Linked DNA regions of Mus musculus: all the other regions are linked to region 1. A link is a loop called in an ENCODE intact Hi-C map of the cell type or tissue named here. Cell type or tissue: left cerebral cortex. All regions are shown on one strand.

Region 1 (8,000 bases):
TAAACCTAGGTGGCAGGCGGGCTTGAGGGCATTACTGATGAGGTTGAAAGGGCTTTTCTCTTCTTATTAGACTTTATTTTATATTTACATGTGGGTACACTGTAGCTGGCTTCAGACACACCAGAAGGCGGCACTGGATTCCATTACAGATGGTTGTGAGCCACATTGTGGTTGCTGGGAACTGAACTCAGGACCTCTGGAAGAGCAGTCAGTGCTCTTAACTGAGCCAATCTCTCCAGCCCGGGGTTTCAGGTTTTTGCAAGGCTTCAGAATGGGTAGAACTAAGATGAGATGACACATGTATTCTGAATGGGAAGAAGCACTAACGCAGGAGGGAGGGAAGAGTCTTCCCGAGGCAGCGGGACTGCCATGTTGGGACAACACTTGCAGTCATGACCTGTGCCTAGCATCAGGGAGAGCTGGGGCTGGTCGTGTGCCTACCCAATGTTTCTTTTGGTGTAGCCCTGACTGTCCTGGAACTCACCTTTTAGACCAGGATGGCCTCGAACTCAGATCTGTCTTTGCCTCCCTGAGGGCTGGGCTTAGTCTCACACCAGGTATCTTCACAAACTCCCCAAAACAAAACTTAATTATGCACGTGGGTGAAGGGGAGCTGTATATGAATTCTGGCGCCTGCAGAGGCATCTGATATCCTGGAGCAAGAGTTACAGATGTGGGCCTAATACAGGTGCTAGGGACAAAACCAGGTTAAGAGAAGGAACTTTTCATGGATTCTTCAAGGTTCCAAAGCAGCAGCCACTGGTTCTACTCTGCACAGGGAAGCAATGCAGTCTGAGGGGTCACCCATTCCTTTGATGTGGGACCAATGGACTTAATGGGAAAAAGAATCATCTATAGACCAGATGCCCTCTTATGGCTTTCACATGTTATCTTCTAAGTGCCATTCACACATTGCTATCCCTGAAAGTACTCTGGGCCATGTGTAGACATGGAAATGTCTACAAGGGGCCAGAGGCAAGTCCCTCAGAGGTAGCAATTGTAGGCAACTGCAGTAGGTTCCTCCCTGTGACAGAACAGTCCCAGGAAGCTTCAGGCCTGTGCCCTTTCAAGATTGGGCACCATGATGATGCCGTGCTGGCTGCACCCAACAAAAGGAACCCCCATGTTTCCTCCATCATTCACCAAAGCGTAACCCTGTCCCCATCTAAAGCTTGCAAGCTCACTGTGGGGCTTGGCTGGCCTCATTTCCACCTAGCTGAAGCTTAGAGCCAGCAGGATAAAAAGCTCAACCAGGTCCCCAGGCTTGGATTATAGTCATGTCTGGAATTCTTAGGCCTGAGACAGCAGCACCCTGGAGTCCAGAAACAGACTGCTACCCCTCAGTGTCACAGGCAGGGCTCAGGCTATGTCCTAGACAAATCGTAGTGGGGCTGAAGCTAATCTAAGGGGATACACACCTATGGAAAGATGCCACTGAGCAAGGCTGACAGGCAGGTGAGCAGGGCTAGCATGTTGTTAGGGACGGGACCAACTGGGACCTCTCCAGGGACATAGAAGCAAACAAGCAAGGACAGTCTCAAGTTTTTATTCAGTGGGTCTCTGTGTCTAGAAGAAGGTGTTGGGCCTCTTGGTGGTGAAGCGTGGCTTGTGCTGGCGCCGCAACACACGGTGGGGCAGTGGGAATTTGATCTTGGAGTCCTGTGGGGAGGGAAGCAATCAGTGTCCAGAGACTGTCCGTGTGCAACCACCCCCTGCAGCCCTGCGTCAGCCCCACACTCGGGGTCACTCACGTGGAACTGCTTGACAGCTGGCCGGCGGCACTTGCCAGCTGCAATCTCTTCCACCTTCATGATCTGGATGGAGTGGGCACGGGCACGGTGTCGGGCACCCATGTCTCGGTCTGTGGAAAGAAAAGAAAATCAGCCCCAGCCACCCAGAATGCCCCCACATTCTGTAGAGCCTACTGATTCACTCTGGGGGGCACTGCACAGCCCCCCAAAGGCGACGAAGCCCCTTTGCTGTGTGCACCACTATTTAAACAGCCGCTACAGGCAGCGACAGTTCTTGGGTTGGGTGCCAGAAATTGGCAGAGGGTTGGAGACTCACAGCACTGTGTGACTGCACCAGCAGTGGTCAGGTCCCTGTACTCCCGATACATGTTGTGTGTGCCACTGCGGGAGTCATAGCGCAGCCAGATGCCAAAGTTCTTCACACGCAGGGGTGACTTCTCAAACACCTGTGGGGAGTAGGGAGGACATGAGGAGTGCTGCCCTGGCTCTGATGGTACCCAGCGACCGGCATCCTGTGGGGCCCCAGACCTCACCTGTCCGCAGTACACAATTTCCCCGGATGACTTCTTCATCTTCTTCAGCTGTGACACAAAGTACCAGAAGCGGGACTTGGCCACCACATGGTTGGGTGCAAAGATTCGCATACGGTACAGTGGTGGTGTGTGGCATTTTGGGGTTGGCAAGCAGCGCCCCACCACCTTGTACTCCCGAAGCTGAAAGACATGTCAGGAGAGAAAGTTGTCTATGTGGGGGAGGGGTGTGGAGGCAGAGCCGGCCTGAGATTCAGTCCTCCCACAGGCAGGGGTGTCCAAAGTGGGCTCATACACTCGAGCCCAGTGTGAGGCAAGTCAGAAGGCTTGTGCTCCGCTACGAAGCTGCCTCAGGGTCTACATGTGGCAGGCTGCTCTGCTCTCCCTGAAACTCCAGGCCAAGATGGCAAAGGTGGCTCACGTCTTTAATCCCAGAGCAGGAAAAAGGCCATTTGTTCTACAGAGAAACTGTCTCTGGATTGGGACTAATTGACGATTCCAGACTAGCTTTTCACCAAGAGTCCGAAGGATTGTGTCCAACACACCGGGGCCAGTATGAGATCCGGCACCCTAGGCTACCGTCAGCCAGCCTTTAGAACTAGCTAAGGATGATTCTAGCGACGCTCTGCTTCGATTTCAAGTGCCGAGATAAGTGGCAGCAGGCTCGGTGTAGCCAGCGCTGGGGACAGGCCGCAAGCTTACCAAATGCTCTCTAAACCTAAGGCGGGCCGCGTGTCCACTCCAGTCTAAATAGACCAGGTTAGCTTTAAACCTCATAAGAGACTAAAACAAGCCAGCCGGGCGTGGTGTCACACGCCTTTAATCCCAGCACTCAGGAGGCAGAGGCAGGCGGATTTCTGAGTTCGAGGCCAGCTTGGTCTACAGAGTGAGTTCCAGGACAGCCAGGGCTACAGAGAAAACCCTGTCTCGAAGGAAAAAAAGACTAAAAGAACCACGGGGCTAGATTTGGCAACGAAAAGGAGTGTAACGCTGATATACACGAAAAGGCGGAGGGCCTTCCGGTGCACCCCGATCTAACCCGCTCCGTCCTCGGCCGCCCAGCACGCGGCGGCCGCCATGTTGGCCGCAAGGAGGCTGTGGGCGAGGAGAGCTGCCCGTAACCGCTGAGGGACCCTCGCGACGAACGCACCACCACCCCGGAGGACACAGCCAACCCGAGCGGCCCTGCCGCCAACGCCGCACCTTTTGCCCCGCCGCGGCCTCCTTACCGTGCCCGAGGCCTTCATGGCACTGCGCACTCGTTCACCGCCAGTCACAAAAGGAAGTGTTGTCTTTCGCGCAGGCTCTCACCATGGTCTCTGACGGAAGTCCCGCCCTCCTGATGCGGTGCTTCCATTGGGTACAGCTAGTAGCGGTCTAAGTTCTTGGCTTTTTTATTGGGTACCGATCAGCTACGTATAAGTCCCGCCTCTCTTCACGGAGACTACAGTTCCCAGAGAGCAGCGCGACGGGCCTTTGCAAGTTTCTCCCGGGACGCCCCATCGTCGTGCGCGAGGGATCCTGGGAGTCTACGCGTAATCGTGGTTCCTAGTTAGATTCCGGATTTTTAGTTCTCTCTGTCTCTCTCTTTTTTCATCTTTTTCTTCCCACTTTCTACATCATCCTTCTGTGTATCTACCCATCTATGACCCATCATCCATCTTTTTTATTTGCTTGCACCACCTTCGTGTCTGGTGCCTCGGAGGCCCGCAGAGGGCGTCAGTTCCTCAGTGCTGGAGTTAAAAGTTGTGAGGTGAATGCTGGGAATCGATCCCTGTATGTGCTCTTAGCTACTGCTGTTCTCTCTCCAGCCCCATCTATCTTTTTCTCTGTCATTAGTTTGGTTTGTTTGTTTGTTTTTTACTGTTTATTGAGATAATGTAGCCCAAACTAGCCTGTAACTCACTGTAATTCTCCTGCCTCTTCCTAGTTCTTGGGATGCTGGAGTGTGCCACCTGCCAGCCCACGTAACTATTTTCTTTATAGAATTGTATCAGAGCTGTGTCACTCTGTCTTAACTTTGTCATTTTCCTGGCCAGGTCCTGTACCTGAAGGCGACAATATCCGCCGTGTGTTTCCGCTAATGGCCACTAGGTGGCGAGCGCGTTTTTTGGCTCAGCCGCAACGCAATGCAATGCTGGGATGTGTGCTTCTAGGTCCCCCATTTCCATTGTGCTCAGGCGCATTCAAGTGTGATCCCTCAGTTTCCCCAGCCGCATTAACACTCCCCGTCCCATAAGATAGTTGTAAGATTTAGAAATTGGGCGTGGTGTTGCATGCCTGAGGTCTTACAAATGGGAGAGTGAGCCAGGAGGCTCAGGAAAGATGGCCTTGGCTACACAGAAAGATCTCATCTTACAGCCTTCCCACCCCAAAATAAACAGCTTAATAACATGTCGGTGTGCAATGGGCAGGCTAGGACACAGTCCACCTCTGCTGGAACACATTGCTCCAACCTGTGTTCTGGAGGCTGCTGAAGTGGGGTAGATACATTCTGTAAGATGCAGGACAGATGCTGGGGTGCAAGCTGTGCCCTGAGAGGGCACAGGGAAAGGAATGGAGAAACAGCTGTGTGAGGAAAAAGTTGGTATCCACAGGCCCAGCCTTAACCTTGGTCTGGGCTTTGATGTAAATTCAGAGTTTACAAGACCCTCAGCTGGGTGAACAGGACAGGTGCTGGCGGTTCAGTTTCACTTCCTGCTTTGCAGATGCCCCCCTTGGCCTCTCCTGAGTGGCGACAGGCTCTAGCCTTAACAGACCTCCTCTCCAAATGGCTCCTCTCCTAGGGGCTATGAAGAATCCCAGCAGGGCCACCTGTTGGTAAGACCTCAGGTTTCTGTCACAACAGCCCTGTCACCACAGGCTAGTGAGTATTCTGGACTTTGAGGTCCACTGACTGGCTTGTCCCCTGTGCCTTTGTTCTTCTGCAGTACACCTGTTAATCTGGGATCTCAGGCCACCTGCTTTTATCCCTCAGTCCCTAGGCAGAGATGTCCCTGCCTTAGTAACTTCAGTCCTGTGCCTTGCAGAACTAGGCAGGATATTGTAACCAGTCCTCAGACCCTAAAATGCCTTCAGACCCTAAACTACCTAGTACCCTGGGTTTCCCTTGTCTGCAACAGGCCTTACACTCTGAGGAGGAACAGACCCAGACATCTGATCCTCAGTACAAAGGACATTTATTTATCCCCCCAGGGACAAGCAGGGGTGGGGGGAGCTGCCTCTGGATTGGGCATAGCAGGTGCTTCTGCAGGAGTGGGTTTTAAGGAGAAAAAGGGAAGTCTGTGCTAGGGTGACTAGGTAAGTCCTGATTAGACAGATCAGCTAGTGTAGACAAATAATGACTTTTGATAGCTGGACCTTGGTGTTTTATTCAGGCATAAGGAAGTAGCCCTTGGTGGCTAGCTTGGGGAATGTAATCTAATGGCTCAGCAAGGGAGAGGGCAAGACCTGCTGGTACCACGTTTACCATGCTTGGGTCCTTCTCTGCGCCAGGACACCTGCCTTTCCCACTCTGCCAAGTCCACAGGGTCTACCCTCAGAGGGCCTCACCCCTCTTTTTGCTTTTTGAGACTAGGCCTCCCTATGTAGCCCAGGTTGGTCAAAGCTTGCTTTTGTTTATTTACTTATTATATGTAAGTACACTGTAGCTGTCTTCAGACACTCCAGAAGAGGGAGTCAGATCTCATTACAGATGGTTGTGAGCCACCATGTGGTTGCTGGAATTTGAACTCAGAACCTTAGGAAGAGCAGTCGGCGCTCTTAACCACTGAGCCATCTCACCAGCCCAAAGCTTTTGTTTTAAAAGTAAAGTTTTATCTTTTTTTTAAAAATATACGGCCATACAAACAAACAAACAATTTCTAAGAAATCTTGGCCCAACTCTTCTGTGACAACATGCTTTTTTTTACTACCCAGACAGGGTTTCATGTAGCCCAGGCTGGCCTTGACTCACTATGTAGTTGTTAATGCCCCTGATTGCTCTTGCCCCTACCTCACCAGTGCTGAGATGATAAGCATCTGCCACAACACCTGTCACAAATGACACTTTTTTTTGTTTGTTTTTCAAGACAGGGTTTCTCTGTATAGCCATGGCTGTCCTGGAACTCACTCTGTAGACCAGGCTGGCCTTGAACTCAGAAATCCGCCTGCCTCTGCCTCCCAAGTGCTGGGATTAAAGGCATGCGCCACCACGCCCAGCACAAATGACACTTTTAATTGATTACTTGATTTTATTATTTTGAGACAAGGTCTCACTCTGTAGGCCAGGCTAGCCTCAAGCTCAGAGTTCTGAGATCTGTCTACCTCGGCTTCCCCAATGCTCCCATTAAGGTGTGTGCCACCATGTGCAGCTTATTCAGGGACTTTAAATAATTTATTTTATTTTATTATGGGTGTTCCCTGCATGTATATATGTGCACCACTTTTGTGCCTGGTGCCCACCATACCCCTCTCCCTTTGCCACTTCCCTCTGTGGGCCTCACAGGGTAATGGAAAGACCTGGAGATGTTAAAAAAAAAAAAACAGGAGAGAAAACCAGTGACAGAGAGACTGAGGTGGGAGAGCTGGTTTGCCATGTTTGTATCTTGCTAGTGACCCTTGGTGGTGATGAACCCTGTTCTCAGGGATGTTCCCTGGCTGTGCTCATAGCACTCCTGGGGTCATGCGGTCATGTCATTCTTGTTTTCTTCATATTTACCATTGAGCAGTTGGATTCCTATTAATTTGGAAGTCCCATGGCTCAGTCCACTATGTCTCAGATGACTCAGACATGGAGTGCTGCTGCTGGCCCTGGGCACTGGGCTGTCCCCAGTCTCTTTGTCACTGGTTTTCTCTCCTGTTTTTTTTTTTTTTTTAAACATCTCCAGGTCTTTCCATTACCCTGTGAGGCCCACAGAGGGAAGTGGCAAAGGGAGAGGGGTATGGTGGGACTTGCTTGTCACCCCAACATTAGGAAGGCTGAGGCCAGAGAGATCAAGAGTTCAAGGTCAGCCTGAGCTACATAAAATGTGATCTCAAAACAAAAAGAGAAACAGAAAAGAAGCTATTCAGCTGGCTCAGCTGGCACAGGCACTTGGCATCAAGCCTGAGGACCTGAATCAGGGCACTAGATCCCACTATTGTGGAAGAGGGGAACTCTTCTTCTTACTTCTTCTTTCTTCTTCTTTTCTTCTTCTTTTTGAGACAGGGTTTCTCTGTATAGCCGTGGCTGTCCTGGAACTCACTCTGTGAGTGAAGCTGGCCTTGAACTCGGAAATCTGCCTGCCTCTGCCTCCCAAGTGCTGGGATTAAAGGCGTGTGCCATCACTGCCTGGAGAGAACTTACTTCTAAAAGTTGTCCTCTGTCGCATGCACAAGAGTGGTTGCATGAGCACACACATGCAGAGCCTATTTTACCGAGTGTGGACCCACACACTTGACATACCAGCCACTCAGGAGACTAAGACAGGAGAAATGCAAAATGAGGCCATCTTTGATAGCAAGACACACCTCGTTCCAGATGTTCTCAGTTCAGATGGAGGTTCTGAAAGGGCCTCCACACAGTTACACATGTCAAAAAATTCCTGAATAGAGGACAGGAGAGATGGCTCAGCCTTGAAGAGCACTGGTTACTTTTCCAGAAGTTCTGAGTTCAGTTTCCAGCAACCACATGGTGTGATTCACAGCTGTCTGTAATGCCATCTGTAGTGGGATCTGATGACCTCTTCTGTCATGCAGG
Region 2 (8,000 bases), 66 kb after region 1:
ATTACTATAAATCTCTTTACCTTAACCTAAGGCAGACTCTTCAAACAAGGACAAAAAGCAGCAATGTTCTTTACTGAAACATCGTAAAAACAATCTGCAGAGTTCAAATCATCCTCAGCACCAATGTCTTTCATATTCCTACTAGGATGGACCATTAAGTCCACTTAAAGCATTCCACTGCTTTCCAAAATCCAACATCCCCAAATCCATATTCCCCCAAACAAAAGCATGGTTAGGCCTATCACAGCAATACCCTATGCCTGGTATGAACTTCTATCTTAGGTTTTCATTGCTGTGAACAGACACCATGACCAAGGCAACCTTTATAAAGGGCAACATTTAATTGGGGCTGGCTTACAGGTTCAGAGGTTCAGTCCATTATCATCAATGCAGGAAGCATGGTAGCATCCAGACAGATATGGTGCTGAAGAAGGAGCCAAGAGTTCTACATCTTGATCAGAAGGCAATCATGAGAAGGCTGGCTTCTGCCCTGGGCAGAGCTCAAGCATAGGACCTCAATCCCACAGTGACTCACTTTCGCTAACAAGGCCACACCTACTCCAACAAAGGACATACCTCCTAGTAGTGTCAGTCCTTATGGACCAAGCATTCAAACACATGAGTCCACCCAGGATAAACCTATTTGAACCAGTACACTGCTCCTACACTGAAGCCGTGGTTCATTTATCCACTCTGAACTTCCTGCTAGCGGTGGGTGTGGTGAATGAAGAACACACACACACGCCCGCGCGCGCGCACACACACACACACACACACACACACACACACACACACACACACACACACACACACACACACTTGTAGCTTTATATTTAATATGCCTTAAATAGCACAATGGCTGGACATTGCCAAACCTCCCCACAGCACACACGCACACCCTCCGATATTCTTGATTTATCACTTTCTAAACTCTATATCTTATCTTTGCCACCCCCGATCCAGTCGGGGAAGGGGCCTCTGCCTGACTCTTACACAGCTGGATGCTTTCTCTCCTACAGCTCTTCTTCCCATGGTCTCTTGTCAGGGAAATCTAAAGTCCCGCCTCTGTCTCCCTGCCTAGCCATTGGCTGCTGGCAATGGGAGCAGGGATTGTCAGTGTATTAAATGCAGATGTGTGAATTCTCCTGTTATTTTGGGAGCCAAATTAACACAAATAGCATTAGAACCAATCCTAGCACTATACCAGTACCATGCAGTTTCTATCACTATTGTTCTGTAGTACAGCTTGAGGTCAGGGATGGTGATTCCTCTAGAAATTCTTTTATTGTTCAGGCTTGTTTTGACCATCATTTTTTATTTTTTCCATGTGAAGTTGACAATTGCTTTCCCAAGGTCTGTAAATAGTTGTGTTGGAATTTTGATGGGAAATGCATTGAATCTGTAGATTGCTTTTGGTAGGATGGCCATTTTCACTATGTTAATTCTACCAATCCATGAGCATGGGAGATCCATCTGTTGATATCCTCCTCAATTTCTTTCTTCAGGGACTTGAAGTTCTTGTCATACAGATTTTTCACTTGATTGGTTAGAGTTATAGTTTATATTATTTGTGGCTATTGTGAAAGGTGTTGTTTTCCTCATTTCTTTCTCATCTTGTTTACCGTTTTTATAAAAGAGGGCTACTGATTTTTCTATCAGGGTCTTCTCAAGATATTCATTGCAGTTTCCCTCTAACCTACTGAGCCACTATTTCCAGGGCAGGGATGCAGCTTAGTGTCTTTGTAAAGCCCTTGAATGTCTGTAGCTTGTGACTAGGACTGAGAACTCCCAAGCACATTCTATGTACATACATGCACATGCATGTGCTTAGCTGGGCTGTCTCTAGGCAGTACCATAACTGTCTTCATCCCGGTGTCTGTGATAGGTAGGCTAGGCTGCTGTGGGGCTCAGGCAAGCAGCAGTGTGACTCATCAATTAGCTTTTCAGAACAAAGAAAATCCACTTTAAGATATTTACTGCCTAGATGCTAACGCAGTGAGCAACTTTAAAGGCTGCCTTCTCTTAATTACAAACAGAATTACAACTTTGCCCCTGTGCTACCAGCAGTAGCTTAGAGAAGAGATGTGGAGGCAGGCCCCCATGATGCTGGTTACAGGTGGTTGCTGTCAGGAGGTGAGGCTCCCAGTTTTGCCAAGAAGGCCACATGCCTAGGAACCCAGGCTCTGCAGGGCTGTTTGGCAGGGTCTGGGATGTCAGGTGGGTATCAGGTGGTGTCTTCTATGTCAGTGTCAATTCTGGATTATCAGTTAGGCTCTGGGGTCAGTACTAAGATGTGGGCTTTCTCCCCTCCCCCAGACTGTATTTTTGGTATTTTTGTATTTTTTTCCTCACCTCTGAACAACAGATGACCTTCATAGACATTAGCCAGGCTTCATAGACATTAGTATAGACTTTTTTTATTAGGTATTTTCCTCATTTACATTTCCAATGCTATCGCAAAAGTTCCCCATACTCTCCCCCCCCCACTCCCACTTTTTGGCCTTGGCGTTCCCCTGTACAGGGGCATATAAAGTTTGCGTGTCCAATGGGCCTCTCTTTCCAGTGATGGCCGACTAGGCCATCTTTTGATACATATGCAGCTAGAGTCAAGAGCTCCGGGGTACTTGTTAGTTCATAATGTTGTTCCACCTATAGGATTATAGATCCCTTTAGCTCCTTGGATATTTTCTCTAGCTCCTCCATTGGGGGCTCTGTGATCCATCCAATAGCTGACTGTGAGCATCCACTTATGTGTTTGCTAGGCCCCGGCGTAGTCTCACTAGAGACAGCTATATCAGGGTCCTATCAGCACAATCTTGCTAGTGTATGCAATGGTGTCAGCTTTTGGAGGCTGATTATGGGATGGATCCCTGGATATGGCAGTCTCTAGATGGTCCATCCTTTTGTCTCAGCTCCAAACTTTGTCTCTGTAACTCCTTCCACGGGTGTTTTGTTCCCAATTCTAAGAAAGGGCAAAGTGTCCACACTTTGGTCTTCGTTCTTCTTGAGTTTCATGTGTTTTGCAAATTGTAACTTATATCTTGGGTATTCTAAGTTTCTGGGCTAATATCCACTTATCAGTGAGTACATATCATTTGAGTTCTTTTTGATTGGGTTACCTCACTCAGGATAATGCCCTCCAGGTCCAACCATTTGCCTAGGAATTTCATAAATTCATTGTTTTTAATAGCTGAGTAGTATTCCATTGTGTAAATGTACCACATTTTTTGTATCCATTCCTCTGTTGAGAGGCATCTGGGTTCTTTCCAGCTTCTGGCTATTATAAATAAGGCTGCTATGAACATAGTGGAGCATAGCATAGACTTTTGAGTGCTGGATGCCAAAGCCCTAGGCTGGGTCTGGAACTATGAAGTCCGTGCAGGTTACCGACCTCAGCACATCTTTCTGCTAAGCCACAGTGATCATGGGACTCTGGGAGCTGTGTGGAGCTGTGACCAACACCTGGTCCTCTTAACTCTGCTCACCTGCACAGGAACAAGAAACTGCTGACTGAAAAAGCCCAAGTGTGTGTGTGTGTAAAACATGTCCAGTGGTCATTCCCAGAGCCCAAGACCACACAAAAATGGGTTTCTTCATTTTAATGTATCGTGTGTGTGTGTCTGCTGCAAAACCATGGTTCTCCAAGCCACACTGCTACTCACCTGAGCCCCACAGCAGCCCTACCTACCACAGATGCTGTTACACTGGTTCCCAAGGGAAAAATGAGGACACTGGGTTGTAGACAGTTAAGGTACTGTCTGGAGACAACCCAGCTAAGAAGGGAGAACTAGGACATGAGCCCAGACAGTTCAGCATTATAAGGAAAGGCAGACAGAGAAGGACAGACAGAAAGACACACAGACAGAGAAAAACAGACAAAGATAGAGATGAGACAGAGACAAAGAACAAGAAAAAAGGCAAGAGAGTAACTTTAAAGAGCAGGGACCATGTCACAGGTCTGAACCTGAGGAAGTGGGTGTTCTTGTATGAGGACTCCTATCTGCCCTCCAGCTGCTCCCTAAAATCAAGCCTCTGCAGGTCACAGCTGGCTTGCTGCCAGTTTGAAAGGCAGGTAACCCTGCCCCACCTCCCTGCAAGGCCTCGTGGATTCGTTTGAAGGCTGCTGTTGTCACCTTGTGGCCAGATCTGGTTCTACATGCCTGGAGTCCACAGGGTTTTCTGCTTCCTCACCAAAGCTTTCCTGAAGGTCCCTGGGTCTTGCTACACCCCAAGAAGACTTGGGCATCGACCCTGCTTCTGCTGAAGGGGGCATTAAAATCTTAGACTTCCTGCTAGGACCTCCATTTGACATCAGGCCTGAAGACCCGGCTATGTCTGGAAGGGCAGGTCTTCAATCCAGGATACCACATGGACTCCACTTTTCAAGTGGATGGATGCTTTTCAAGAGGGAGGACAGTGTGAGGCAGGGTAGACAGTCTTTGACACAACATATACACACACAACTTACACATAACGCATACCAAATACACGCACAACATACATGCATAACACACATGTCACACATATACGACACAGAGTACACATTACACAAGCAAGCTATCCAGCTGTGGGCTCCATCCTGGCCCTTGGTGCAGCCCAGCTTGATATGAGACTCACCAAAATGGGCTCAGTGCAGGGTGTCACACAGCATGAAGCTCCTAGAAGCTTCAGCTGTGTCTGGGAGGTCTGGACCCCTAACTTTCCACAAAGGCCAGAGTGGACACATGTGTAATCCCAGGGAGGAAGTGAGCCAGAGTTGACACACATGAGGTTGCAGGAGAGATGGTGAGCCAGAGTGGAAACAGCTGTAATCCCAGGAGGGAGGTGATTCAAAGTGGACAAATCTGTAATCCAAGAGAGCCAGAGAGCCAGAGTGGACACATCTGTAATCCCAGGAGAGAGAGAGTCAGCCAGAGTGAATACCTCTGCAATCCTAGGGAGACAATGAAGCAGAGTGGACATATTTGCAATCCCTGGAGAGATGTTGATTCCGAGTGGAAACATTTGTAATCCCAGGGAGACGGAGAAGCTGAGTGGATGAATCTGTAATCACAAGAGTAAGGTTGAACCAGACTGCACACTTATAATTCCGGAGAGACAGTGAGCCAGATTGGACAAATCTGTAAACACAGGAGGACTGAGTCAAAATGGACACATTTGTAATTCCAGGAGATATGGTGGGACAGAGTGGAAATACTTGTAATCCCAGGAGATGGTGAGCCAGAGTGGACACATTTGTAATACAAGGAGATAAAGAGCAAGAGTGAACACATTTGATATCCCAGGAAATGGTGAGACAAGGTGAACATATTAGTAATCCCAAATAATGGTGAGCCAGAGTGGACACATTTGTAATTCCAGGAGATGGTGAGCCATAGTGGACACATTTGTAATCCCAGGAGATGGTGATCAGAGTGGACATATTTGTAATATAAGGAAATGGAGAGCAAGAGTGGAAACATTTGTAATCCCAGGAAATGGTGAGCCATAGTGGACACATTTGTAATCCAAGGAGATGGTGAGCCATAGTGGACAAATTTGTAATCTCAGGAGATGGTGAGCCAGAGTGGACACACTTGTAATTCTAGGAGATGGTGAGCCAAGGTGGACATACTAATAATGCCAAAGGATGGTAAGCCAGAGTCGAAACATTTGTAATCCCAAAGGATGGTGAGCCAGAGTGGATATATTTGTAATCCCAGGAGAAGGTAAGCCAGAGTGGACACACTTGTAATACAAGGAGATGGAGAGCGAGAGTGGACACATTTTTAATCCCAGGAAATGGTGAGCGAGAGTGGACACATTTGTAATCCTAGGAGATGGTGAGCCATAGTGGACACATTTGTATATCCAGGAGAAGGTAAGCCAGAGTGGACAAATTTGTAATCCCAGGAGATGGTAAGCCAGAGTGAACACATTAGTAATCCTAGTAGATGGTGAGTCAGAGTGGACACATTTGTAATCTCAAGATATGGTGAGCCAAGGTAGACATATTAGTAAGCCCAAATGATGGTGAGCCAGATTGGACACATTTGTAATCCCAAAGGATGGTGATCCAGAGTAGACATATTTGTAATTCCAGGAGACGGTAAGCCAGAGTAGATATTTTTGTAATCCCAGGAGATAGTGAACCAGAGTGGACACCTTTGTAATACAAGAAAATGGAGAGCGAGTGGGGAAACATTTGTAATGCCAGGAAATGGTGAGCCACAGTGGACAAATTTGTAATCCCAGGAGATGGTGAGCCATAGTGGACAAATTTGCAATCCCAGGAGATGGTAAGCCAGAGTGGACACATTTGTAATCCCAGGGCATGGTGAACCAGAGTGGACACATTTGTAATCCTAGGACATGGTGAGCAAAGGTGGACATACTAATAATGCCAAAGGATGGTGAACCAGAGTGGACACATATGTAATCCCAAAGGATGGTGAGCCAGAGTGGATATATTTGTAATCCCAGGAGAATGTGAGCCAGAGTGGACACATTTGTAATACAAGGAGATGGAGAGCGAGAGTGGACACATTTTTAATCCCAGGAAATGGTGAGCCAGAGTGGATACAATTGTATTCCCAGGAGATTGTGAATCAGAGTGGACAAATTTGTACTCGCAGCAGATAGTAAGACAGAGTGAACAAATTTGTAATCCAAGGAGATGGTAAAACAGAGTGGACAAATTTGTAATCCCAGAAGATGGTGAGCCAAGGTAGAAATATTAGTAAGCCCAAAGGATGGTGAGCCAGTATGGACACATTTGTAATCCCAAAGGATGGTGATCCAGAGTAGACATATTTGTAATCCCAGGAGAAGGTGAGCTAGAGTAGACATTTTTATAATTCCAGGAGATGTTGAGCCAGAATGGACACATTTATAATACAAAGAGATGTAGAACAGGAGCAGACACATTTGTAATCCCAGGAGATGGTGAGCCAGATTGGACACATTTGTAATCCCAGGAGATGGTGAGCCAGAGTGGACACATTTGTAATCCTAGGAGATGATGAGCCATAGTGGACACATTTGTAATCCTAGGAGATGATGAGCCATAGTGGACAAATTTGTAATCCCAGGAGATGGTAGACCAGAATGGACACATTTGTAATCCCAGGGGATGGTGAACCAGAGTGGACACATTTGTATTCCCAGGAGATGGTGAGCCAAGGTGGACAAACTACTAATGCCAAAGGATGGTGAGCCAGAGTGGATATATTTGTAATCCCAGGAGAAGGTGAGCCAGAGTGGACAAACTTGTAATACAAGGAGATGGAGAGCAAGAAAGGACACATTTTTAATCCCAGGAAATGGTGAGGGAGAGTGGACACATTTGTAATCCTAGGAGATGGTGAGCCATATTGGACAAATTTGTAATCCAGTGAGAGGGTGAGACAGAGTGGATACACTTGTAATCCCAGGAGATGGTGAGCCAGAGTGGACAAATTTGTATTCCCAGAGATGGTAAGCCATAGGAGACAAGTTTGAATTCCCAGGAGATAGTAAACCAGAGTGGACAAAACTGTATTCCCAGGAGATGCTAATCCAGAGTGGACACATTAGTAATCCTAATCGATGGAGAGTCAGAGTGGACACATTTGTAATCTCAGGATATGGTAATCCAGAGTAGACATATTTGTAATCCCAGGAGACGGTGAGCCAGAGTAGACATTTTTATAATTTCCAGGAGATGGTGAGCCAGAATGGACACATTTGTAATACAAGGAGATGTAGAACACGAGTGGACACATTTGTAATCCCAGGAAAGGTGAGCGAGATTGGACACATTTGTAATCCCAGGAGATGGCAAGCCAGAGTGGACACATTTGTATTCCCAGGAGATGGTGAAGCAGAGTGGACACATTTGTAGCCCAAGGAAATGGAGAGCGAGCAGGGAAACATTTGTAATGCCAGGAAATGGTGAGCTAGAGTGGACACATTTGTAATCCTATAAGATGGTGAGCCATAGTGGACAAATTTGTAATCCCAGGAGATGGTAAACCAGAGTA
Region 3 (8,000 bases), 480 kb after region 1:
CGGGAGCCACTGCACCCTGAGAAGCATCCCAGAGATCTGGGACCCCGCCTCAACCCAGTACCTGACTACGAGCTGTGAGTGCCCACTCGTTGTAAGACCAGGTCTGGTCGTCTAGTCCAAGATAGCCCCTACCTTAGTCTCCTGAATTCATCATACCCACGTTCCCTCAGAGCTTCTTAATGCCTGGGAAACAGAAAGGGGCATTGAGGCTGGGGTTTTGATGGGCGAATAAGAGTTTATGAAATTAGGAAACGGAATTGGTGGTAGAAGGCATTTTGATTTGGTGGTCAGCACTGGCAAAGGAAAGCCAATTGCCGGGCCTAGCAGTGGTGACACACGCCTGTAATCCCAGCACTTGGGAGGCAGAGGCAGGCGGATTTCTGAGTTCGAGGCCAGCCTAGTCTATAGAGTAAGTTCCAGGACAGCCAGGGCTACACAGAGAAACCCTGTCTCAAAAAAACCAAAAGAAAAGAAGAAGAAAAGCCAATTGCCATGATGGGTGGAAAGACAGATTTCCCTCTACTTATACACTGACTGACCCCTTCCAACCTGGTAGTAAGTACCCACCAGTGACCAACAGAAGGGACCGGAGCCGCTATGCCGCAGTGTTCCAGGACCAGTATGGCGAGTTCTCGGAGCTCCAGCGGGAGGTGGGGGCCACACAGGCTAAGCTCCAGCAACTGGAGGCCCTGCTGCTGTCGCTGCCCCCGCCACGAAGCCAGGTCAGCCCAGGAACTCCTGTGCCCCAGCTTCCTGCGGCTGTGCAGCTTCTACTGGGTGGCATGCTGTCAGGGTCATGGTGGCCCTTCTGAGCCCCTTCCCACCTTGCCCTTTCAGAAGGAGGCTCGCATGGCAGCTCATGTCAGGAGAGAGTTTGAGAAGAAGCGAGGGGTGAGTGGAGACTCCTGGGGTCACAGATTGGGCTGTGTGTGTGTGGTGCTGTCTTGAGACTGGGACCATGTAATCAAAGCTGAACAGCTTGAGGGCCTCTGGTTACAGTGCCAGGAGGACTTCCTCAACTCTTGTCCCCCTAGGATCCTGGCTTCCTGGATAAGCAGGCTCGCTGTAACTACCTGAAGGGTAAACTCAGGCACCTCAAGGCCCAGATCCGCAAATTTGATGACCAGCAGGACAGCAACAGTGAAGACTCTGTGTACTTCTGAGTGTCCTGGAGATGGTGGCGGGCTCCTCCTCCAATAGGAAACCACACCAGTTCTTCCAGGGAGTAAACATGGATTAGACACCTACTGTGTGCAGCTACCTAAAAGCATCCCTTCATTTTACAGAAGGGGAAATGAGGTTCATAGACCTGTCTGAGGTCTCATATGGGGGCAATGGCTGTGTAGATTCCAGGGGGCATAGTCAGAAGGCATGAGTTGGGGCAGCCTGGCATAAGTATTGTGATGGGGCATACTAGGGGTAAGGGCTGGGCAATGCTTGGGGCCTGCCTGCAGGGGCGCAATCCAGGACACCTTGATCCTGTCCACTCTGCATAGCTCCTCAGATGAAACTAACCTGAGCCACTGAGGATGACAAGTCCCAGGCCACTTGCAGGCCAGGAGTCTCCTAGGAAGATGTCTTCCAACAGAGAGGACCACATGTGTGGAGTTTGTAGTAAAAGTAGATCAGCTAGGGCTTGAACGCAGGCCTCGGGCTCAATAGGCATGGATCTCACTCAGTCCCACTCCACAGTTGGGCCCCTAACTCCCTGGTATTTTTTGTTTTCCAAGGCTGGGTTTCTCTGTTTAGCACTATCCTTAAACTCACTATATAGACCAGGCTGGCCTTGAACCGAGATTGGTCTGCCTCTGCCTCCCATGAGTTGGAACCAAGGGCATGTGCCACCACTGCTGGGCTACTCCCCCAGCTCCCTTCATCACCACACATCAACAGTTAAATTCACATCTCAATCTGTCCCCACCTTCTTTATGGTAACTTTAGAAACAGGAATATGTTACTTGGGGGAAGAAATTGAATTCAAACTGACCCCAATGTAAAAAGGTAAGTTGGTCTCATGAACATGAATAAACACCAGGCTTTCAGGTGTGGCTTGATCCAGCAATCACAAAGCTGTTTTGAGAGAGCCTTTTCCAGGGCCTCTTATTCCTCCACAGTAGTGAGGCGAGTCTCCCACCCTACTGGGACCTACAGAGCACAGACTAGACCCTGGGGTTACTTTCCCAATACTGCAGAAGAAAGCAGAGGCTGACCAAGTAAGGGAATACCTTTATTATTGGCCAGGTTTTCATCATCCCATGGTGCCCTCCGTGGACCATGTATCCAGGGGATCCTCCTGGCCCATAGTACTCCTGCCTAGCTGCAGTGGCCTTTCCAGATACCCATGACACCAGAGGCATCAGCATGCTGGCTCCAGACTGTTGAAGGTCTGCCAGGACAAGGCCTGGGAGATCCAAATCTTTTTGGTTTCATGATTATTTAAAAAATAAAACAAAACAAACATTTCACAGTCTTTAAAAAAAGAAATCAGTCTCAAAAGAGAAGCTGGGGCCCTGATCCCCAGGGTCCCCACAAGGCCCCAGTTTCCATGTATGTCCTGGAAGGTGACTATCACTAGCCCGAGCCATAGGGCCAGTTAAAGGTGCTCCCTGACAGAAGCATGTCCCGGATGAGGGTCTCGATGGGTGTCTTGCCCACCAGGCGCATGAAGAAGAGCTGGGAGATGAGGGATGCGGGCACAGCACGCAGGGCTGGCAGCCGCAGCAGCAGACGCCCAAAGCGCTGGGGCTGCGATGGGTACTGGGCACGCACATACTCGGTGAGGGCCACCTGTGCCTTCTCCTGCAGGCTCTCCACATGGGCTGGGTCAGAAAGGCCACAGGCATCTGCAGGAAGCAGGGATGACAAGGGCAGTCACGGCTGGGGAAACAGGGCAAGAGGCCTACAGGGGAGAGGATAAGGATGCCACCGGAGGCGAGCATGAACAGAGGTAAGAGCGTATGTAAGTCTGTGTCCACCAGACTAGCCGTATTCAACTGCAGGGACAGGCTCAAGAACTGCTGCTCCATGCATGGCTAAACGAAGGCCCTGCCCAATAGGAGGGGCATTGCTACTCGGCACCACTTTGTGGGAGTAGCCTCCAGGCCAGGATCTCCCTCAGCCCCGCCCACCGGAAGGCCTCTCTTCAAAGCAGTGCCCAGATACCCCTTTTGCTCTCTCAGGAGGGGACTAGACAAGGTCTGGATTTGTAATCAGTACAGTCCTAGATTTCGCTGGTCTCTCCTCAGCTCACATCTCAGGGTCTCTAAGATGTTGTACTGTCTTCCCCTACCGCAGCAAAGGCATGTCATCAGAGAGAATGGCCCCTGAGGTGTGGCCTGGGATAAAACCTAGGGTCATTAGCTGTATCCTGCACCCAAGCGGCATGGCCCTGTGGAATATGGAACAGAACAGAACAGAGGCAGGAGCTCAGAGGTCTGGATTAGTTTGAGGGCATGATGGAGTGACATCAGGCGTAGGATGCAGAGTATGGTCTCAGGCAGCTTGGTACATGGCCTGGAGCAGTGTCTGAGTAGGGGCCTGGGGGTAGTGTTAGGCCAGAGAGCAGCAAGCCAGGTCTAACAGCGGAGTCACCTGTGTCAAAAAGGTGTGGCCTGAGTCAGTGTCCTCTCAGTCTGGCTGGAGAATGGCCCAGGTTGGCTAGAGAGGGAAGGGGATGACCTGGTTGCCTGAGGCTGAGTTGGGGCAATGACAATGGGGGCGTGGTCAGTCTGAGGGAGTGGCCTTTGGTCCAGTTGGGAGTCTGGTGTGTGGCAGTGAAGTCTGCTTGGAGGCGTGGCCTGTGTTTAGGTGGGGCTCTGATGGGGCGGGGCGGCTCACCAGGCGTGAAGAGCGCGATGGCCTTGAGGCAGCCGTACTCCGCAGCATCCACCTGCAGGCGGCCCAGCTTGTCCACCTGCTCCTGGAAGGCACGCACCTGGTCCATGAAGGCCACGGCCCGCTCGGCTGCCATGGGCGCGGCATGCAACCCCGCGGCGGCCAGCAGCGGTGCCGTATGCAGCGGCAGCGCCGCCTGCGCCGCGTTCAGCACGAAGAGCTCACTCCAGCTGAGCCGCAGCAGCGCCACCTGGTCGGCGGCCGGCAGCTCGGGGAAGAAGGGCGCGTGGCGGGCCCACTCGACCGTGCTGAACAGCAGGCGTGCCGCCAACTCGCACACGTTGTCGATGCCCAGTACAGCGCCGCCGCCACCAAAGCGTCCGGCCGCGGGGTAGGGCTCAGCACGCAGCAGCTGCGCAATCAGCTCGGACACTGGCGGCCCCGTGAAAGGTTCGACGCCCGTCGCGCCCGGGGGACTGCAGGCCGCTGGACCGGGGAGCGCATGCGGGATGCGGCCTCGCTGCACGGCTGCAGAGGGAAACAGGGCACGTCAGGTGGCAGCGTGGGAAGACCACCCCCACCCCGTGAGGCCACACAGGGGACCGGGCACACACTGGGCACTAGCAGTGTCCGGAGGCCACCCCCAGCATCCCCACCAGCTGCACCTCCTCTTGCAACGTGGAGGCCACATCTGTCAATCACTGAGAACTCAGCTTCTGTCTCTGGCCTCTCCCGCTACTTGCAATTCTCCCCAGGGGGACCACATCGCTAATGCAGCATGGCACCGGTAGTGGTCCCCAAGAGCAGGGGCTGCCATTGTTAGCTTTGCCTATGGTGGTACATACCTGCCATTCCAGCTCTGGAGCATGGAGGCAAGAAGGTCAGAAGCTCAAGGCCAACCTCAGCACAAACTAAGTTTGAGGCCAGAATGGGCTACAACTGTTTCAAAAAATAACTGGAAAAAAAATCCAATGCTTATCTGAGTCCTCAGTCAGGAACAGAGTGAAAGTAAACTGAGGCACCAAGAACACAGGCTGGCTCCCCAGGGCATTTTAGCATGGGGAAGGCAGCCTGGGCAGGGAGCCAGGAGGCGTCTAATGAGCATGCTTTAATGAGCTGACACCTGTCTCACTGGTGGGTGAACTCCAGGTCAGCCCAGGAAGAGCGAGAGCCAGGGATGCAGGGACACCGCACTGAGGCACCCAGGCCAAACATAGAGAACCTGGGAACCGCCTGTCAGCTGGAGCCAGACTGGGCTTCAAATGGCCCAAGACCCTCCCTTTGCTGACAGGATGGGAACCCTCACTATTGCTCCCTCATCCAGCCCTGGTCCTACTGCAGGGCCTGTGCCCAGAATGTTCCACACCTCCAAATCCTGCTCCTTCCCTCTCTCCTCTCTTCTTCCACCCAGTCTAGACTGCTGGAATTCACAGGTCGGCACACTCCTCACCCTGTGCTCTCTGCCTGGTTCTTCCTGTGTCAAAGGCAGATGACCACGAAGCTACTTGAGGATCTAAGTGACTTTGCTTTCAATATGCCTGTCAGGTGTGAAGGGCTGGGTGGATGGTAATTCCAGACAAGAACCATTTGTTGAATCCTGCTGAGTATCAGACCTTGCAGCAGGCTCAGGAGATGGGCACATGAATGGTGTCAGTTTCAGAGCAGCATGGACTGCACACTCAATAAGCAGGGCACCCTGAGGAACTAACAATCAAGGAGGTGAGGGAAGTACCAGGCTACATCTGGAAGAAGGAACGGCTATGCAAAGGCCCTGAGGCAGGACGGCACTAGAAGCAAGAGTCCCAGCGATCACAGGCTCTGCCTAGAGACCTATCAGGACTTTCCATCAGACAGACAAGTTTAGACAAAAATTCAGTCTGGGCAAGGACAGAGCAGGAGTCACCTTCAAACTTAAAGGGACCAAAGAGTCATCAAATAAGGCTGGTGCTTGTTTGGTTTTTTGTATGTGCCTACGTGCATGTGGTTTTTCTCTAACCAGGTTTTGCTATGTAACCCAAGCTGACTTCAAACTGGAAACCCTCCTGCCTCAGCCTCATAGATGCTGGGATGACAAGCCTGCATGCACCACTATGCCTGACTGTCAGGTTCTCAGAAGCCTGTTACATGATGTACCTCCCAGGCTGGCCCATACCCCAGGCTGACCCACACCCCAGGCTGGACTGGGGCACTCAAGCAGCCCCCCCTTCTGGAGCAGCCCAGGCACCCGATCCATAGGGCTCTGAGTGGCTGCCTCCAGGTTGCACTTGACTGTAAGGATCTGAGGCCCAGCTGTGCAGTCTGTCTCCCCAGGTCTCATGGGCAGGGATAGGCAACTGAGTCTCCCCTTGGCAGCCTTTGGCTATAAACTGGCTGGATCCTGCCTTCAGCAAACATACAGAACAGAGCGTAAACAAATGTTAAAAGTAAAAATAATCCTCCCAGTTCAGAAAGGGGGGAGGGGAGATCGGGAGAGGTCATCAAGGAGAAAGGGCAAGGAGCTGCCCTTTGAGGTCAGAGGTCAGGCGGGGCCTGGGGAAAAAACCGAGTGGCTGCACCCCACTACCAGGCATCTGGTATCCTAGCTGCCTCCCCTCAGGTCCCCAACAAGGGCCTGGCTACAGCCACATCCCTAGGGCTACTCACCCTCCTTGCGCATGCCCACCCGGAAGCACTTCTTGAGCCGACAGTACTGACACTGGTTCCGGTGGTGCTGATCAATCTGACAGTCACGGTTGGACCTGGAGACACAGGCCAGGGTTCCCACTGATGTGCCTGCAAACCCCTGGGAAATACCAGTGGGGGATCCCTGACCTGTGATGGGAGCCCCAAGAGTACATGGTGAGGACTCAGTTCCCTAGCTTGGAAGGAGCAATCTGATCAGAATGGGATGCACAGAAGTTCCCCAAGGGGGCAGATGGAAAAGCATTTCCTGGTAGAGGACACAATGGAACAGACTTGAAACGCAAAGGATGGAAACCGAATCCTGTTCATCTTACTTGGTCACCACCAGGCCAAGTACCAGCTATGCATGGAGTCACAGTACTGCGCTGGCTCAACCTCACAGCCTATGGTGAGAAGCAACGAACAGAACTTTTCTCCTCTGAGAACACCAGCCCCATACCCATGTCTCCATAAGCCCAAGACTCTTTCTGTGGACAGCCCACGAGGAGTACCCAATTTGGGCACCAAAAAGCCTCCAGACCTGGAGTAGAAATAAGAGGCAGAAATCAAGCTCTAGGCGCTGGCCTCTCCTCCCAGCCTGTTCCTATATCACCCTCTGGCTGCTGCCCCATGCAGCAGCCATTGAGCTGAGAGGTTCTGTGGGCTCCAGGACAGCTCCTGTCCCAGCCAGGGTGCTCTGGGCAGAGTTAGGAGAGCCCAGACCCTATTGACTTTTAGAGGCCCCCAGGAAGGGGCCCAGCTGGGACAGAGAGAACTCAGGCAAAGCCAGAACAAAGCCAGCAGCCAAGCAGTGATGGGGGATCAGGGCGGCCAGGCGGAACTGGCCAGGCCCTAAGCGGGTGGGCTCTGCTCAGGGAAGGCTTTGACGTCTCCACTGTGTGGTTGGGACAGATTAAAACCCATAAACCTGTAAGTTCTTCTGGCTATCTCACCTAAAGTGATATATGCTTTGCCTGTTGTGCTATGCTCATCACAATGGCTATCTCTATCTCTGTTTGGGGATGGGGTGGACACTGCCCCCTTGCTATGCTGTCCAGGCTGTGTTCTGAGTAGCTGGGGCTGTAACAGTGACCAGCTTCCCAATCCAATGTGACCATACCATGCTCACACACTGTCCATGGCTCCCTGCTGCCCTCAACCCAGCACTTCATGCCCACATGCCTCTGCTGTGCCCGGATGGGCTCACCTGACAACACAGCCCACTAAGCATCATGGGGGGAGGGTCCTCCTCTGCCTGCCCTACCCCAGGGCTTTGAGGCCACTTCCTGAAGCCCTCCCAGCTCCAGACAGCTGCTAGTCCACTTAGGTTCAGAGAGGGAGACCAACCACACGAGGCCCCACACCATAGGTCCTGAGGATCCTAGAGAGCCCGCCCCAGTCCCCTTCACTCTCCCCAAAGACCCAGCCAGACCCAGCAACTCATTCCAGACACAAGAATGAGGCCAAAGTCTGGTGGCCCAGTTACAGGTGGAGGAGGGGAGCAA

Evidence for each region. Peaks named below come from ENCODE experiments on the same cell type or tissue, not always from the same donor. Only the 100,000 strongest peaks of a DNase experiment are listed, where the experiment ranks them.
Region 2: it touches region 1 in a loop (4-fold over the local background); 12 of 42 quality-filtered maps call a loop at or near these places.
Region 3: it touches region 1 in a loop (3-fold over the local background); 10 of 42 quality-filtered maps call a loop at or near these places.

Annotation. Positions count from the first base shown.
Region 1 is chr8:70,893,849-70,901,848 of GRCm38, forward strand. Rpl18a (ribosomal protein L18A) reads right to left here and starts at 3,595. Exons shown (of 5, transcript NM_029751.4): 1 at 3,511-3,595; 2 at 2,285-2,464; 3 at 2,068-2,197; 4 at 1,752-1,861; 5 at 874-1,659. The coding sequence starts at 3,528. The coding sequence ends at 1,567. It overlaps Mir7067 (microRNA 7067), which reads right to left and starts at 1,722; the gene lies at 1,660-1,722. Snora68 (small nucleolar RNA, H/ACA box 68) reads right to left here and starts at 2,008; the gene lies at 1,911-2,008. In left cerebral cortex, CTCF peaks have their summits at 3,399 and 4,353 (motif pointing right); DNase peaks (open chromatin) are centred at 3,680 and 4,368; H3K4me3 peaks cover 1,967 bases; H3K27ac peaks cover 1,704 bases.
Region 2 is chr8:70,960,269-70,968,268 of GRCm38, forward strand. No RefSeq gene overlaps it. Among named protein-coding and RNA genes, the nearest start is that of Gm10654, 33 kb to the left of the region's middle. In left cerebral cortex, a CTCF peak has its summit at 4,132 (motif pointing left); a DNase peak (open chromatin) is centred at 4,120.
Region 3 is chr8:71,371,912-71,379,911 of GRCm38, forward strand. It overlaps Ocel1 (occludin/ELL domain containing 1), which reads left to right. Exons shown (of 4, transcript NM_029865.2): 1 at 1-74; 2 at 557-722; 3 at 838-891; 4 at 1,035-1,778. The coding sequence ends at 1,163. It overlaps Nr2f6 (nuclear receptor subfamily 2, group F, member 6), which reads right to left. Exons shown (of 4, transcript NM_010150.2): 2 at 6,478-6,572; 3 at 3,838-4,362; 4 at 2,208-2,843. The coding sequence ends at 2,572. Among named protein-coding and RNA genes, the nearest start is that of Ocel1, 4.6 kb to the left of the region's middle. In left cerebral cortex, a CTCF peak has its summit at 4,049; DNase peaks (open chromatin) are centred at 3,101, 3,839, 4,082 and 4,554; H3K4me3 peaks cover 1,001 bases; H3K27ac peaks cover 1,103 bases.